Linked DNA regions of Homo sapiens: region 2 is linked to region 1. A link is a loop called in an ENCODE intact Hi-C map of the cell type or tissue named here. Cell type or tissue: HCT116. All regions are shown on one strand.

The links. Hi-C counts contacts between places; a loop is a spot of excess contacts. Peaks named below come from ENCODE experiments on the same cell type or tissue, not always from the same donor. Only the 100,000 strongest peaks of a DNase experiment are listed, where the experiment ranks them.
Region 2: it touches region 1 in a loop (12-fold over the local background); 14 of 110 quality-filtered maps call a loop at or near these places.

Annotation. Positions count from the first base shown.
Region 1 is chr22:30,751,624-30,759,623 of GRCh38, forward strand. All of the region lies in intron 2 of OSBP2 (oxysterol binding protein 2), which reads left to right. Among named protein-coding and RNA genes, the nearest start is that of MIR3200, 24 kb to the left of the region's middle. RefSeq lists a silencer at 3,899-4,048. In HCT116, a CTCF peak has its summit at 3,974 (motif pointing left); a DNase peak (open chromatin) is centred at 3,938.
Region 2 is chr22:30,441,924-30,449,923 of GRCh38, forward strand. It overlaps LOC105372991 (a long non-coding RNA gene), which reads left to right and starts at 6,037. Exons shown (of 4, transcript XR_007068061.1): 1 at 6,037-6,088; 2 at 6,186-6,293. It also overlaps a transcript of SEC14L3 not described here. RefSeq lists enhancers at 737-786, 3,259-3,553. In HCT116, a CTCF peak has its summit at 3,452 (motif pointing right); DNase peaks (open chromatin) are centred at 2,890 and 3,437; H3K27ac peaks cover 652 bases.

The DNA.
Region 1 (8,000 bases):
GGATTACAGGCGTGAGCCACTGCGCCCAGCCCTCTTCAAATATTTTACAGAGTTTGACTCTTTTCGTTGACACCCAGCACTCATAAATCATCCGCCCACAGCCGGTGGCAGGAGATGGGGCAGAATCACCCGCAGGAGATTAGGCGCCCAGGGCACTTGAGAGGTGAAAGGAAAAAACTGCTTTTACTGTCTTCAAACAACTTATGTCCAACAACATGTGTCGACCCAAAATGAGGCTCAGCAGCCCCCGAGGGATTCACCTCTAGAAAGACATTCACCTTCTGCTCAGGGCAAAGACATGCTGCTTGTGGCTGCAGGAGGGAAAGCCATGGTCATCCTGGGGGAGGCGTGCTCACACTTCCCAAAAGAGTACCTGTGTCAGTCACAGAGGGGTCTGCAAGCTGGGACGGTAGCCCTTCCCTGCCAGCCCTTCCTCAGCCGTGGGCCTTCCCTGGAGCCCAGGACCAGGTGTTGGAGCAGAGTGCTGTTCAGCGGCACCCAGCCACCTCTGCTCACTGCAGTAGTGATTCTCTGCCTGTGCATCTAAAATTTGACCTTTTGAGGTTTTCCAGTTTTATATTTATGGCTCGAACTTGCCAGTTGCCTAAAATGAGCTGAAGGAAGGAATACTTATTTCCAGGCCACATATTTTTTCTTTGCTTTGCTTTTTTTTTTTTTTTTTTTTTTTTTTTTGAGACAGAGTCTCACTCTGTCGCCCAGGCTGGAGTGCAGTGGCACCATCTCGGCTCACTGCAAGCTCCACCTCCTGGGTTCACGCCATTCTTCTGCCTCAGCTTCCCGAGTAGCTGGGACTACAGGCGCCCACCACCACGCCCAGCTAATTTTTTGTATTTTTAGTAGAGACAAGGTGTTACCCAGGATGGTCTCGATCTCCTGACCTTGTGATCCGCCTGCCTTGGCCTCCCAAAGTGCTAGGATTACAGGTGTGAGCCACCGCGCCGGGCCCAGGGTTCTTATTATGCAGATGAAGCCTCCAAGTAGCAGGCTTCAGAGAGAATAGATTGTAAATGGTTCTCACCAGACTTAAAAAGGTGCCACACTCTTAGTTCTCTCCTGGATCAAGGAAAAGACCTGGAAAAGGAAAGAGATTCTCTAAAGAACATAGACTTTCCCAAGAGACAGATTTGCAGGGCCATTTCAAAATATGTCAAAGAAATGTATTTTCAGGTAAAATACTCTGATCTCTTTTAGGGCCTGCTATTTGTCATGTGATACTATACTAGAGTCAGGCTGGAACTTGGTGTCATTGCTACAAAAAGTCTTAAGATCTCTGCTTTAATGTTAATGCTAGGCAGCTGTGCCTGAATTCCAAAGGGAGGAGGGTACAGAGGCATGTCCAACCCCCACTTCCCATCATGACCCTAGCTACTTTTTTTAGGTTAACTTTGGAATGCCCTTGGCTGAAAGGAGGAGCCCATTTACATGGTTGTGGCACTTCGAATTTTTTTTCAGTTTACAGCCCTATATGAACTCAAACTTCAGGAGCAAGGTGTGGCAGCTCCCACAGAGGTGAGAACCAAGACCCTCTGTGGTTGGAAGGGAGATTTGCATATGGATTAGCACAGTGTAAGGTAGGAGGCCCTCAGTGTCTTGGGGTGGCTGGAGGTGGGGTGTGGGGATAGGATGTTACTGGTGGGAGGTGAGACTTGAGAAGCTTTGGAATATGGAGATGGAGGTGAGGAGGGCAGGGAAGAGGACTCCAGGTGGTGGGCATGGTTGGAGCAAAAGGGTAGATGTGTTCAGGGACTGTGAGTGTCCTCTGTGGCCTGGGCATCATAGTCAGACTGCAGCATCCCTCAGCCTGGGAGTCACCAGGGGAGGTTCAAGATAACTTGGTGGAGACAGCTCCGTGCTCCTTCCCTTGAAGCTGAGGGTATTGGCCTGGGCAAGATCTGGGACTAGGACCTCCATCTGGCCAGGAAGGTGGTGGATGGGAGGGCTGGACAGGCTCAGTGGCCAGAGTGTAGAAGTCACCTGTCCACTCCAGGCCAAACCGTCTTTGGTCAGCAGCCACCACAGAGCGGGATGATGTGCTTTCCCAAGGATTTTGCATGTGATGGTTTGAACACGGGTTATTTGGCTCCCTCTGAAAAGAGTTATTATTGGACTTATCCCCAGGAGAAGGGCATATTTGCCTGCAACCCTTCAGGGGGAAACAAACTTTTTCCACATATTTGAAGTTATGAGAGGGATTTGAAAGCAGTGAAGCAAGCATGTCCTGTAGAATGCCCTGGAATGCAGTGGCCTTTTCTCCAGCCAGTTTGGTATTCCTTCCGTTTTGCCTGGTGGCAGCTCTCACATTCCCTTCCACCTGTGTATTTGGGGCTGGATGACACATTGTTCCCTGTGTGGAATTTATTTGTTCTTAATTGTTATGCCCAAATATTGTGTCACATTGATCAAACTCCAAGAAATCAGAGGCACACAGCACTTGAGAGAATTACTCTGAGTCTTTCTTTCTGCTGCTTGGGGAAAAAATAGATTTTCCTTTGAATCTTTTGGCTGGACTTCAGCCAAAAATTGGGCAGACTTTTCCAAGTGCGTGAGAAGATGCTGAAACTCCCTGGATGTGTTTTCCCTGCACACTCCCTCTGTTTATAGTTCCTGTTTATTGTTGACATTGGAAGGCTCCTGTTCTGTGAAAGAAAGCAACGCAATCCTGCAAGGTCACTGAAAGGCAAAATGGTTCTTATGCACTAAAGTGCATGCATATGTCCCTCAGCAGGCTTTGATTGGTGTCCTTGTGTGTCCTGGGGGCTGAGCCAGATGCAGGGAACTCAGAGATGAACAGGCACAGGCTTGGACCTGGCCTTTAAGGAGCTCACTGTTTGGGGCTGAGGAGAGACTCATGTGGGCAGCACAGGTATGCTGGCCCATGCAGAGGAGAGAAGAGCTGTACCTGGGGTGGAGTAGGCACCTCACTGTTTCCCCGTGCCCCTTGGCTTACACCCCACCCTGCTCTGTAGCAAGCTGCCTTACCTTCCCCATGTCCTTTGTGTCACCCCCGAGGGCTCTCCCTTGGCCTCAGGGAAGCCTGTGTGCTGTGCTGTCCTGCCCCGCCGGCCTCATCTTGGGGTCTCCATGTGTGTCTGACTTCTCCACCTGGAGCTCCTCTGCATGGACCTCCTGCTGCTGTGCTGGGGCAGGGGTTGACCTGTCCAGCCCCCTGGCTTCTGGATCAGCTTTGGTCATTGCCTCTTGGGGCTGCCCTTGCCCCATCTCAAAGCCTCCCATTGCCATATAGCTTTCTGCTGACTACATCTTCCTGTCCCCATCACTGATCTTCCCATCTGTCTTCAAGCTCATAAAAACTCCCCGTCCTTGACCCCTCTGCTTTCTTCCTGTATACCCACTCTTTCTGCTGGGCAGCCTCTCCTCTTTCTTGCTGGGACCCTATCTTCCTGACCTCTTAGCTTTCAGCACACGCATCTCCAACGCCCTAGCCAGGATCAGCTCACTTGTGTCCCCCTGTGGGCACTTCTCAGCTGCTGATGGACAACATCTATAGATCTATAGCTGTGTAGGCCGTGGCCACTAAACAGTCATGCTTTACACCCACTGGGCATGCCAGACCCACAGGGGCGCTTAGAGCAGAGTGGGTGCAGAGCTCTGGGCAGCTGATGGCTGGGACCTCAGATGATGTCCTGGGCCACAGATCAGGAGACTTCCCTGCTGGGCTGGAGATGTACAGGGCCCCATATCACCAGAGAGACCAGAGCTCACCACAGGACCAAGCAGCCTTTCAAGAGAGTCCTTATTATCAGATTCTCATTCCTTTCTTATCCTTTATTAGAAAAATTCATATGAGGAAGGGCATGGAGTTTTCTGCTGTTCTGATGAGGAATCAGGCAACCCCAGGACCGTGTGATTGGTTGTTTAAGCAGCTTCCGAAGTGTAGGCCTCTTTTGACTTCGGGAAGCTTTGTCTTATTTCCAGCTGCCATCTGGTGGCTGGATTGAGGCCCTTCTGAGGGCATGTTGAGTCAACCAGGGCTGGCTTGCTCACCTGTCTTTATAAGGTCCCCACAGGGTCATCAGAATGTGAGACCTCTGGGGAGAAGAGTCCAACCAGGAGAAGGAACTTTCACCTACGCAGCCCCCACCCTCCAAGAGGGGCAAACCTGGCCCAGGGACTGGTCGATTGTGCCCCTCTTCAGCGTTCCCCTCCCTGTGCCACTCATTCTTCCAAATCCTGGTGTCTTGGTGCCTCTGCTAGGATTGCACCCCACCCGTCTCAGCCCTCAGGTCCACCAGGGCCCTTGGCCATGGAGCTTGTCCTCAACCCCTGGGCCTCGTTCCCTGGTCGGCATGCTCTTGCATCTTCAGCTGTGCCTTAACGTGGAGCACCAGTCCCCACGCAGCCTGACCCCACTAGGCCCTGTCCACCTCTGCCCCCACATGGTCACCTCCAGACTCTGTGGGCTCTGGCTCAGTAATCTTAAAATCAGAAGCCCTGTTCTGGCCACCACAGCAGTTACCCTTCCAGTGCCCTTCCAGATCTGACTCCTCCAGGTGGCAGTTGCGTTTTTCTTTTCCTTTCTCACTTGGCCTCGCCCTGTGGTTCATCCCTGCTGGGGTGAGTTCTTCCTCTCTCTCCTGGTTGTCTGGCTTCCTTCACACCTGTTTGTCCTCTGTCTAACCATGGGGCAGCCCAGGCACTAGACAGGTTGGGCCCAAATCCAGACTGTGTCACTTATAAGGTGGGTCCCTCTGCCTCTGTCTCTTCACCCACAAAGTGTATGTAATGATAAAGACCTTTTAGGGGCCAGGCATGGTGTCTCACGCCTGTAACCCCAGCACTTTGACTTTGGGAGGCTGAGGTGGGCGGATCACGAGGTCAGGAGTTCCAGACCAGCCTGACCAATACGGTGAAACCCCGTCTCTAGTAAAAATACAAAAATTAGCTGGGCATGGTGGCGCACGCCTGTAGTCACAGCTACTCAGGAGGCTGAGGCAGAAGAATCGTTCGAACCCGGGAGGTGGAGTTTGCGGTGAGCAAAGATCATGCCGCTGCACTCCAGCTTGGACGACAGAGCGAGACTCCATTAAAAAAACAAAACAAACAAACAAAAAAAACCTCTTAGAGTTGTCAAGAGGGATAAATCAAATCATGCTACAAACTGCCCAGCAGTCACTGGAGTGTGGTGGCCACTCAGCTGACGGAAGTAACATTGTCAGTCTTTGGGTGATGACCTGTCAGTTCTGCACCTTCTACCTTCAGGCAGGGGTGATAGGGCCCTTTGCTGAGCACACGTACACATGCTATGCAGCCACGTTCTGCAGTGACCCTCCCAGCCATGCAGACAACACTCCTCAAACCCAGGGTATCTGCTGTGTGGTGACCCCTTCCAACCATGCAGACCACACTCCTCAAACGCAGGGTATCTGCTGTGCGTTGACACCTCCCAGCCAGGCAGACCACACTCCTCAAACCCAGAATATCTGCTGGCCTTGATCAGTACCTGTCCCCTTTGTGTGAGTCCCTCACCACCTTTCTCTCCCATCTCCCAGGGACGTCCTTGCTACTCTGTATATTTTCACTGCTGCCTCCTGCCACACTGCAAAAGATCTTGCTTCCTCATGCATAGAACAAAACCAGATCCACAGCTGAGCCCCTCAGCTCTCTGCCATTACACGCTCCCTGCGTCCCCCCTGCCATATGAATCCCAAATGATTCCAGTGGAGACATTTCTCCCCTTTGAAGCAGTGCCAGCTTCAAAGGGTGATTTTCTCCCTCTTGCTGGGGGACTTGGTTTTATCGCTGTTTTCTTTTTCCTTTTCTTTTCTTTTTTTTTTGAGACAGAGTCTCTGTCGCCCAAGCTGGAGTACAATGGCATGATCTCGGCTCACTGCAACCTCCGCCTCCCGGGTTCAAGTGATTCTCCTGTCTCAGTCTCCCGAGTAGCTGGGTCTACAGGTGGGTGCCACCATACCTGGCTAATTTTTGTATTTTCGGTAGAGACAGGGTTCCACCATGTTGGCCAGGCTGGTCTCAAACTCCTGACCTCAAGTGGTCTGCCCGCCTCGGCCTCCCAAAGTGCTGGGATTACAGACATGAGCCACTGCACCCAGCCTTATTGCTGTTTTGTCACTCCTGTAGCCTCAACCTCTCTCCTGGCCTCTTCCCACTGCATATGACCCACCACTCACTACTTTGAAACTGTACTAGCCAAGGTCTCAGGTCACTTTCCAGACCTGGCAGATGACTAAGAAGTGAACCTGGGTGTCACCTTGAGTCCTGCCCTCCCTGATCCCTCATGTGCAGCTTGTCAGCAGATCCTGTCAGTGCCAGACCTGAGCACTTTCACATCTGCCCACTGCCCTCCATCTGCCTGGCCTCCAACCCAGTTTCACTATCTGACCTCCCAGAGTCTGGACAGCAAGAGTGAGTCTTTTAAAATCCAATTCTGCTCAGTTCCAGTTCCAGGTAGGATTAAGTGAGAAGGTTTCACTCTGCAGCTATGAAACATGGACAGGGCCAGGCACAGTGGCTCATGCCTGTAATCCGTGCACTTTGGAAGCCTGAGGCAGGCCGATCACTTGAGGCCAGGAGTTCGAGACCGGCCTGGCCAACATGGTGAAACCCCATCTCTACTAAAAATACAAAAATTAGCCGGGTGTGGTGGCGCACGCTTGTAGTCCAGCTACTGGGGAGGCTGAGGTGTGATAATCACTTGATCCCGGGAGGAAGAGGTTGCAGTGAGCCGAGATGGCACCACTGCATTCCAGCCTGGGTGACAGAGCGAGACTCTGTCTCAAAAATAAAATAAAATAAAATGTGGACAGAATGCACAGAGCAGCTATTTGAGCACCCTGAAAATTAAGTAGCCACAAGCAGACTAGAGAAGACCAGAATCTGAGGTAACACCAAACAGGTGGTGAGGTTACAATTTTTTCCCTCCAGTATCTTCTAGAGTGGACTCAGGGGAGACCCAGAAGTGAGCAGACAGAGAAAACTCCTGGAGAAGCCCTCTAGTTCAGGCTCAAGGAGGAAAGGGTCCCCTGTCAGTGATAGCAGTGGCGATGAGAGGCCTGCAGGTACCAAAAACTCAGAGGAATCCATGCACACCAGTAGGAAGAGCTCTGGGCCCAAGAAGTGAGGGAACCCCTGTTCCATTTTTCTCTCACTCTTCCTACCACTTAGCCCCCGATATAGGTGTGGTGGTGGGAAGTGGGCAGCCAGAGGACTGAAACAGAGCCCAAGAGAACCAGAAAAAAACAGGAAATCACAGAAAGAGAACACCTTGGGAAAGTGACCCCATAACGTTGTTTTCATGAACTCCTGGCTTCACGTTCAAGCCGCACATGGATGGATCTGATCCTAAACAGCATACTAAAGATTTTGAGAACTGAACTTAAAGCTGCATGAATACCCACGTCCCTGTGGCCACTGGCTGGCACACATGTGGAACAGATCCAACTAGTACTGCAAAGGGCCGGGCGCAGTGTAACCTGGCACTTTGGGAAGCCGAGACAGGTGGATCACTTGAGGCCAGGAGTTCGAGACCAGCCTGGCCAACACGGTGAAACCCCGTCTCTACTAAAAATACAAAAATTAGCCAGGCGTGGTGGTGCACACCTGTAATCCCAGCTACTCGGGAGGCTGAGGCAGGAGAATCGCTTGAGCCTGGGAGGCAGAGCTTGCAGTGAGCCGAGATTGCACCACTGCACTCCAGAGCAAGACTCTGTCTCAAAAACAAAAACAAATAGTACTGCAAAGGCTTTGAAAATGGAACAAACAGTGAAACCACCACCCAGAGACGGCTGGTCACTACCTGTGGCCTTAACCCAACTTATTTGATAGACTGCTAAAATGAAAATATCAAATTACCAACATCAGGAATGAAATAAACAATTAATAGCACTAACAAACATAAAAGGACAATACTACAAAAACATAAAATAGATACATAATACATAAAAGGAATGCTACAGACAACTCTGCTGACAAATTTGACAACTTGGATGAAATGAACCAAT
Region 2 (8,000 bases), 310 kb before region 1:
GAGGCAGAGGCTGCAGTTAGCCAAGATTGTGCGACTGTACTCCTGCCAGGGCGACAGAGCAAGAGTCGATCTCCAAAAAAAAAAAAAAAAAGCAAGATGTAGTTGGTTAGTTCAGATCTCTTTCACTGTTATAATTTTGCAATGGTAGTTTCAAGCATAAGCTGAGTGTGATGGCTCACGCCTGTAATCCCAACACTTTGGGAGGCCAAGGCAGGTGGATCACCTGAGGTCAGGAGTTTGAGACCAGCCAAGCCAACATGGAGAAACCCTGTCTCTATTATAAACACACAAAAAATTACCCAAGCACGGTGGTGTGTGCCTGTAATCCCAGCTACTCAGGAGGCTGAGGGAAGAGAATCACTTGAACCTGGGAGGCAGAGGTTGCAGTGAGCTGAGATCACGCCACTGCACCCCAGCCTGGGCAACAGAGAGGGACTCCATCTCCAACAAACAAACAAACAAACAAAAAACATATATTAAACAATTACTCATCAGTTTTGGAAAGAAGTGGGCAGTTCCCCTAACTGACGGTTCCTCCTCTTTTTAGACCATATAGGGTAATGTCCTGATGTTGCCATGGCATTTGTAAACTGTTGTGGTGCTGGTGGGAGTGTCTTTTAGCATGCTAATGTACTATAAGTAGCATATCATGAGCAACGAGGATGATCAGAGGTCACTTTCTTTGCCATCTTGGTTTTAGTGGTTTTCGGCTGGCTTCTTTACCACATCCGGTTTTGTGTTATGTTGGGTTTTTGGTTTTTTTTGTTTTTTTTTTTTTGAGACGGAGTCTTGCTCTGTCACCCAGGCTGGAGTGCAATGGTGTGATCTTGGCTCACTACAACCTCTGCCTCCCAGGTTCAAACAATTCTCCTGCCTCAGCCTCCTGAGTAGCTGGGATTACAGGCACATGCCACCATGTCCTGCTAATTTTGTATTTTTAGTAGAAACGGGGTTTCACTATGTTGGTCAGACTGTCTCGAACTCCTGACCTCAAGTGATCCACCTGCCTCGGCCTCCCAAAGTGCTGGGATTACAGGTGTGAGCCACCGCACCCAGCCACCACATCCTGTTTTATCAGCAAACTTTTTGTGACCTGTATCTTGTGCCAACCTTCTATCTCATCCTGTGACTAAGAATGCCTAACCTCCTGGGAATGCAGCCCAGTAGGTCTCAGCTTTATTTTACCCAGTCCCTACTCAAGATGGAGTCACTGTGGTTTGAAAGTCTCTGATGTTAGGATTGGGGAAGACGCTTGACTGCCAGAATCAGAGGTTGGACACTAAACATAGGGACAGGCTGACATGGGAGGCTGGAGGTGGGCACACGGCTGCTGTGGGATAGAGGGATAGAGAGGACATAAACCCAGAGTCAGTGTCCTGTTGGTTCTACCCCATTTCAGCACCTGTCACTTGGAGTGGACCCCTCGTACTTTTCTTAGCTCCTACTCTCGTATCTATCTCCCTCTTCCCTTCTCCCAGGGGACGAGTGCCAAATGGTCTCTCCCTGCCATTTTGATATCTTCTCTCCAGTCCTGCTCACTCTCTCTCTATATATATTATTTTTCATGAGAAGCAGTCTCGCTCTGTCACCCAGGCTGGAGTGCAGTGGTACGATCTCGGCTCACCGCAACTTCTGCCTCCTGGGTGCAAGCGATTCTTCTGCCTCAGCCTCCCGAGTAGCTGGGATTACAGGCGCCTGCCACCACGCCTGGCTAATTTTTGTATTTTTAGTAGAATTGGGGTTTCACCATGTTGGCCAGGCTGGTCTTGAACTCCTGACCTCGTGATCCGCCTGCTCCACCCTCCCAAAGTGCTGGGATTACAGGCGTGACTCGCCGCGCCCAGCCTTGCTCACTCTATTTTTAAAGTGCCAAACAAATCCCCTCCCTCTTTCTCAAAGCACAGTGATGTGCCACTGAGCCCTGCCCAGCACCTCAGTGGAGGGGGCCTGCTTGCTCTTTGTTTTGGTCCCAGATCCTGGGGTGGGAGAGAAATGTTTGCTGGGCCAGGGTTGGGAGAGGGTTGGAGAGCTGCAGCCACCTACCACTGCTGTACCCCAGGAATACGGCACATGGACATGGCACCCCCCTGCCCAGATGATAAACATGAGCTCCCAAAACATTCTTTTAAATAAATTAGAGGAGCGCAAGGGGGAAAGGGAATTCCTATTCCCAAAGGTTATTTTCGGGGAGGGAAGGCTGTGCATAGGGCCATATTCTTTAGAATCTGTTTTATTAACTGACCTGTTTTGGGACATGTTACCCAAATAAAAGGTGTTTCTAAACAAAACAAGACAAAAATAACAACAAAAGGCCAATCTTAGGTTCTAAAATAGTGATGTTACCTGCAGGAGTACTTGGGGAAGCTGCATATCTTCTGACCTCCAGAATAATGACTGGCTATCATTTATGTCTACACCTTAGGAGAATTCAGCCTTCTCTGTTCTCCTACCCTGGTGGTCTCTTATTAGCTTCGCAAAGGTGGTTGAGTTTTGGGGAAGGGCTATTATCATTTAAACTATAAACTGTCTCCCAAAGTTAGCTTGGCCTAAGCCCAGGAATAATTAGGGGCAGCTTGAAGGCCTGGGGCGAGATCAGGACTTGGCTAGATCATATCTCTTTCACTGCCATAATTTTCTCACTGTTATAATTTTTGCAAAAGTGGTTTCACTCTGGGCTCCCTCTAGGCCAACACTCCCCCCATTGCTGTAGTAGCTGCCTCCTCTGTGAGCATTTATCCTGGAGGCTGCACATCATCTGTGTGGCTTTCAGACGCCATTGGCCTCATGGTGAAGTGGGGTTAGCAACAGAGACTCCTCCCACCAGCTTGGGAGGGCTGAAGTGAGACATCCCAGGTTCCTGGCCCAGAATGGGCAGTCGCCCCCTCCCAGGCAGCCCAGCCCCTGCCTCTGCCCCAAACACCCAGGGGTAGTTGCTGAGTTTAGCAAATAACAGGGTGCTCAAATGTGAATTTCGGATAAACAGCAAAGGATGTTTTAGAAGTGTACCCCTAACATTGCATGGCACATACTTATACTAAACTGGGCATCCTGTATTTTACCTGGCAACCTTACTTGAAGGGGTATCCACAGAGCTGGAATACCTCCTTCAAACACTCTAGCCATGTACAACTGGGAAGCTCTTTCTCCAGGGAAAGCTTACCTCTTTCCTGGGCAGGGGACCAGAAGCAATTCTTTGGGGCTTTGAGTTCTGTGCTAAGTCATTCATATGGGTGGGGAAACAGGTACAGAGAGGTCAACTAGACAGGAGGTGGCAGATGGTGGTTGTGATGGGAAATCGCCATTCCCTGTGTAAGAGGATGGAGCGGACCTCAGCTGGGATGGGGCGGGGTCTTTTCCCACCCCCGGGTTTTGTGGCCTTTGTCCTAGTGCATGCTGGGAGTCGGGCCCCAAGTGGCCATCTTCACGCAATACTAGCAATAACCACAAGGGGGGAGCACCTCCCAACGTGCCCATGTTGGCCGATTCAAACTGATTATTGATAAACTCTTAGTGAATTGCTCATAGTGGGCACCGGGTCCTGTTCTAAGCAATTCATGCGATGTGACTCATTTAATCTTAACAACCTTCAACAGAAATGGGGTACAAAAAATAATAATAATCTTCATAACCTCATCTTGAGATGGATGTTGTTATTAGGTCTCTGTTTCCTAGAGTTAAAATCACTGACCCAAGCTCACGCAGTCCCCTAACTCCCGATACCTCCCCCAGCCTAGGACTGCTTTTGCCCACTGCCCTTCCAGCCTATGACCCTCTACACAGTCAGGGGATGATTCATAGGCTGTGTGACCTTGGGCAAGTTACCTAATGTTCTGAGCATTGGTTTTCTCTCTGCACAGTTCTCTGTAATGACCTGAAGCTGTTGTGAGGATTACAGACAAAATGATTCACAAAGCATCCAGGCAGAGTGGGGCTCACAGCAAGAGCTCCACAAATACTGGCCATTATTTTTGTGGCAAGAGACATCCACTTCAAGGGCAAATGATTGAATCGTTCCATCTGTGTCTAACCCAGATATAAAAAATGCCAATTACATGGTTCAAGGATTCCACTTTTAAGAATTTATTCAGAGGAACTAATTGGACAATTGTCCAGAGATGTGCATCTGAGGATTGTTGGGGTCTTATTTGTGTGAGCTAAAAGCTTGGGAATTCCTTAATTGCCCATTGCATAAAGAAACATTCTGATCTGATCACACTGGTGGCTGAATCTCTCCAGGTCCCTCCTCTGTCCCAATACTTTTCATGGCTTATGACGGTCCCCAGGATCCAGTCTGAACACATCAGTTTGGCATTCAAAATCCCCTGGCCTCATCTCTCACCACACACATCCCTGCACCCATGCTATTGCCTCCCCTGAATCCTCGTCATTCTCTGGATGTGCCCTGCCCACCCTGCCTCCCTGCCTTTGCTCAGGCCATGTCATCTGCCAGCAATGCCCGCCCCCCATCCCATTTCCCTTTTTTCCCAGCCTTCAAGGTCCAGCTCTAACGGTACCCGCTCCATGAACCCTGCTTGGCTCCCTCCCCAAGACGGAATCATCTTGCCCTACAGTCCCCTCCATCACGCGCTCAGCCCTCCCCTTGGACACCCACAGAGCACGTGGATGGAGCTCTTTCTGTGTGCCATGCACTGAGCTAAGCATCGCATTATGTAACCTCCATCGCATTATGTAGCCTCATGAGACAGGTGCCATCATTATCACCTTCCTGCAGATGAGAAAATGAAGTCCACTGTGCAGTGACCCTTCATCAGCATTAACTCTGTGAACCCAAAAGTATCTGAAACAGGTCTCAATCAATTTAGAGGGTTTATTTTGCCAAGGTTAAGGATGTGGCCATGACACAGCCTCAGGAGGTCCTGACAACATGTGCCCAAGATGGTTGGGGTACAGGTTGCTTTTATACCATTTGGGAGGACATAAGACATCAATCAATACATGTAAGATTTACATTGGTTTGATGTGGAAGGATGGGGCAACTCCAAGCAGGGGCTTCCAGGTAATAGGTAGATTTAAAAATTTTCTGATTGGCAATTGGTTGAAAGAATTATCAATAGAAAGAAATTATCAATAGAAAGTCTGGGTTAGCGGGAGGTGGAGGTTGCAGTGAGCTGAGATTGCGCCATTGCACTCCAGCCTGGGTGACAACAGCGAGACTTTGTCTCAAAAAAAATAAAAGAAAGTCTGGGTTAGGATAAGGGTCATGGAGCCCAAGGGTTTTTTGTTTTTGTCTGTTTTTGTTTTTTTGAGACAAAGTCTCCCTCTGTCACCCAGGCTGGAGTGCAGTGGTGCGATCTTGGCTCACTTCAACCTCTGCCTCCCGGGTTCAAGCTATTCTCCTGCCTCAGCCTCCTGAGTAGCTGGGATTACAGGTGCCCGCCATCAGGCCTGGCTAATTTTTGTATTTTTAGTAGAAATAGGGTTTTTCCATGTTGGCCAGGCTGGTCTTGAACTCCTGACTTCAGGTAATCCACCCGCCTCGGCCTCCCAAAATGCTGGGATTACAGGCGTGAGCCACCGCGCTGGGCCAAGACCAAGGTTTTATCATGGACTTAGGGTCTGTGTCGATGTTCATGTTGGTCAGCTTTTCCTGAATTCCGAAAGGGAGGAGGGTATCATGACGCACGTCCGACCCCACTCCCTTCCCATCATGGCCTAAACTACTCTTTCAGGTAAACTTTGCAATGCCCCTGGCCGAGAGGAAGGGTCCATTCAGATGTTTGGTGGGGGATCTTAGAATTTTATTTTTGGTTTACAACTCTTACTAGTGTTAGTAAATCCATCGTGAGTGAGGAGGACTTTGGAGCCTTCCTTAAAATCAGGGGGCATTGCAGATAGGTGTGTGTGTTTGGCAGGGCTGGGGTGGGTGTCGCTGGAAGAGGACTGTGGAAGTGTTTGGCTTGGGCCCAGCTCAGCCATGCCCTAGGCTTATCTGTGGGCTCCAGGTTCCTTCCCCAGCCTCTTCTGGGCCTATTTAAGGAGGCTTTGGGGTGGCGGGCAATGTTTTTTTTTTTTTTCATGATGGCTGCCCCCAAGGGTCTTCTGCTGGTTGCTCTAGTCTTGCTACTTGGTAAGTTCTGGGCATAGGACTCCCTTGGGAGAGGGGGTGGTGGAGCAAGGGCCTTCCTCCTGCCCTCTCTGCCCATGACCAAGCCTCCCTTGGCCAGCTGTGCACCTGGTAAGGCCGCTCCGGGATAACCACCACCCCAGGCCTGGGCTGCAGGTCTTGGCATCCTGAAGATACAAGCAAGAGGAGACTTCTTTCCTCATAGCCTGTGAGTCACTCTGCTGGGTGCCCTCTGACAGCCCTACCCCCCCAATGCCTCTGACCCCTGGGGTCCCTTGCTCCTTCCCCCAATGAGATCTGAAGCCACCAGGATCCCAGGTCACCCATTTCTCTCCCTTGACCGTCACAGTGCATCTGGGGAGCCTTTCAGTCTTGTCGCAGGTTGAGCAGGGGCCTCCTGGGGTCCAGGGCAGTCCTGCTTCCTGAGGCTAGGGCTCCCCAGCCAGGCCAAACCCCAGGTGCAGGGCTCACTCCTATCCTGCTCTCTTGGCCTCCTGAGCAGAGCTTGGCATGCAGTAGATGCTCAGTAAACACTAAACAAATGCCTTACATTCTCCTAAAAAAAAAAAAAAAAAAAGCCCAGACCAGGAGTGGTGGCTCACACATGTAATCCTAGCACTGGGAGGCCAAGGTAGGAGGATTGCTTGAGGTCAGGAATTTGAGACCAGCCTGGGCAATGTAACAATACCTCATCTCTACCAAAAAAAAAAAAGAAAGAAAGAAAGAAAGAAAAAAAACCCAGGCATGGTGATGTGTACCTGTGGTCTCAGCCACTCAGGAGGCTGAGAGGGGAGAATCACTTGAGCCCAAGAGCTCAAGGTTGCAGTGAGCTATGATCGCACCACTGCACTCCAGCCTGGGCCACAAAGCAAAGCCCTGTCTCTAAAAAACAAACAAACAAACCTCCAAAACTTCTTTCCCTTCCTTGGTCTGCCCTAGGCCCTCTGAGTATAGATAACCCCTCTTAGAAGCAGCATGGCAAGGCGGTCAGGAGCCCAAATGGGAAAAAGAATTAACTGGAGACCACGTAGGGGGTGAGTCCTCTTACACACAGGCCAGTTACTCACACAGACAAAAATTAGTTACTGGCAGGGAGGGGTAAAGGCCTACTTAGCTTGCATTTTCGTACCATTTGGTATGCCATCACTTGCGAGTTTGAGTGTGAGTTCTGTAGCTCATGGCTGCATATAATCACGGGCAGATGACAGCAAGACTTCCCAGACTCACTTTCCACATCTGTAAAATTGAGGTGGTTATGAGAAAACAAAACAAACAAAAAGAAATGAAAATCCTGAACTCCAGAGGGTCACCAATACTAAGGCATATGCTAAGTTAGTGTTTTATAAAATAGGATTCTATGTGTCATTCTATAATAGAATGACATTATACAATAACTTAATCAAGTACTTTTTCATGCATAAAAGGTATTTTGTGAAAGTTCACAGCTCCACAGAACCCTACTTGTCTGGTCAAGCTGTAACTTAGCCAGTACCTGATTACAGAAGCTCCCCAAGGGTTCCAGTCTGTCCGTTCTTTTTTCTTTTCTTTTCTTTTCTTTTCTTTTTTTTTTTTTTGAGATGGAGTCTTGCTCTGTCGCCCAGGCTGGAGTGCAGTGGCGCGATCTCAGCTCACTGCAACCTCCGCCTCCCAGTTTCAAGTGATTCTCCTGTCTCAACCTCCCGAGTAGCTGGGACTACAGGCTTGCACCACCATGCCCAACTAATTTTTGTATTTTTAGTAGAGATGGGGTTTCACCATGTTGGCCAGGCTTGTCTCGAACTCCTGGCCTCAGGTGATCCACCTGCCTTGGCCTCCCAAAGTGTTGGGATTACAGATGTGAGCCACCACGCCTGGCCCCAATCTGTCCCTGTTGTAAATCAGCGCTGTGGTGAGGAAATACTCCTGGATCAGGGAG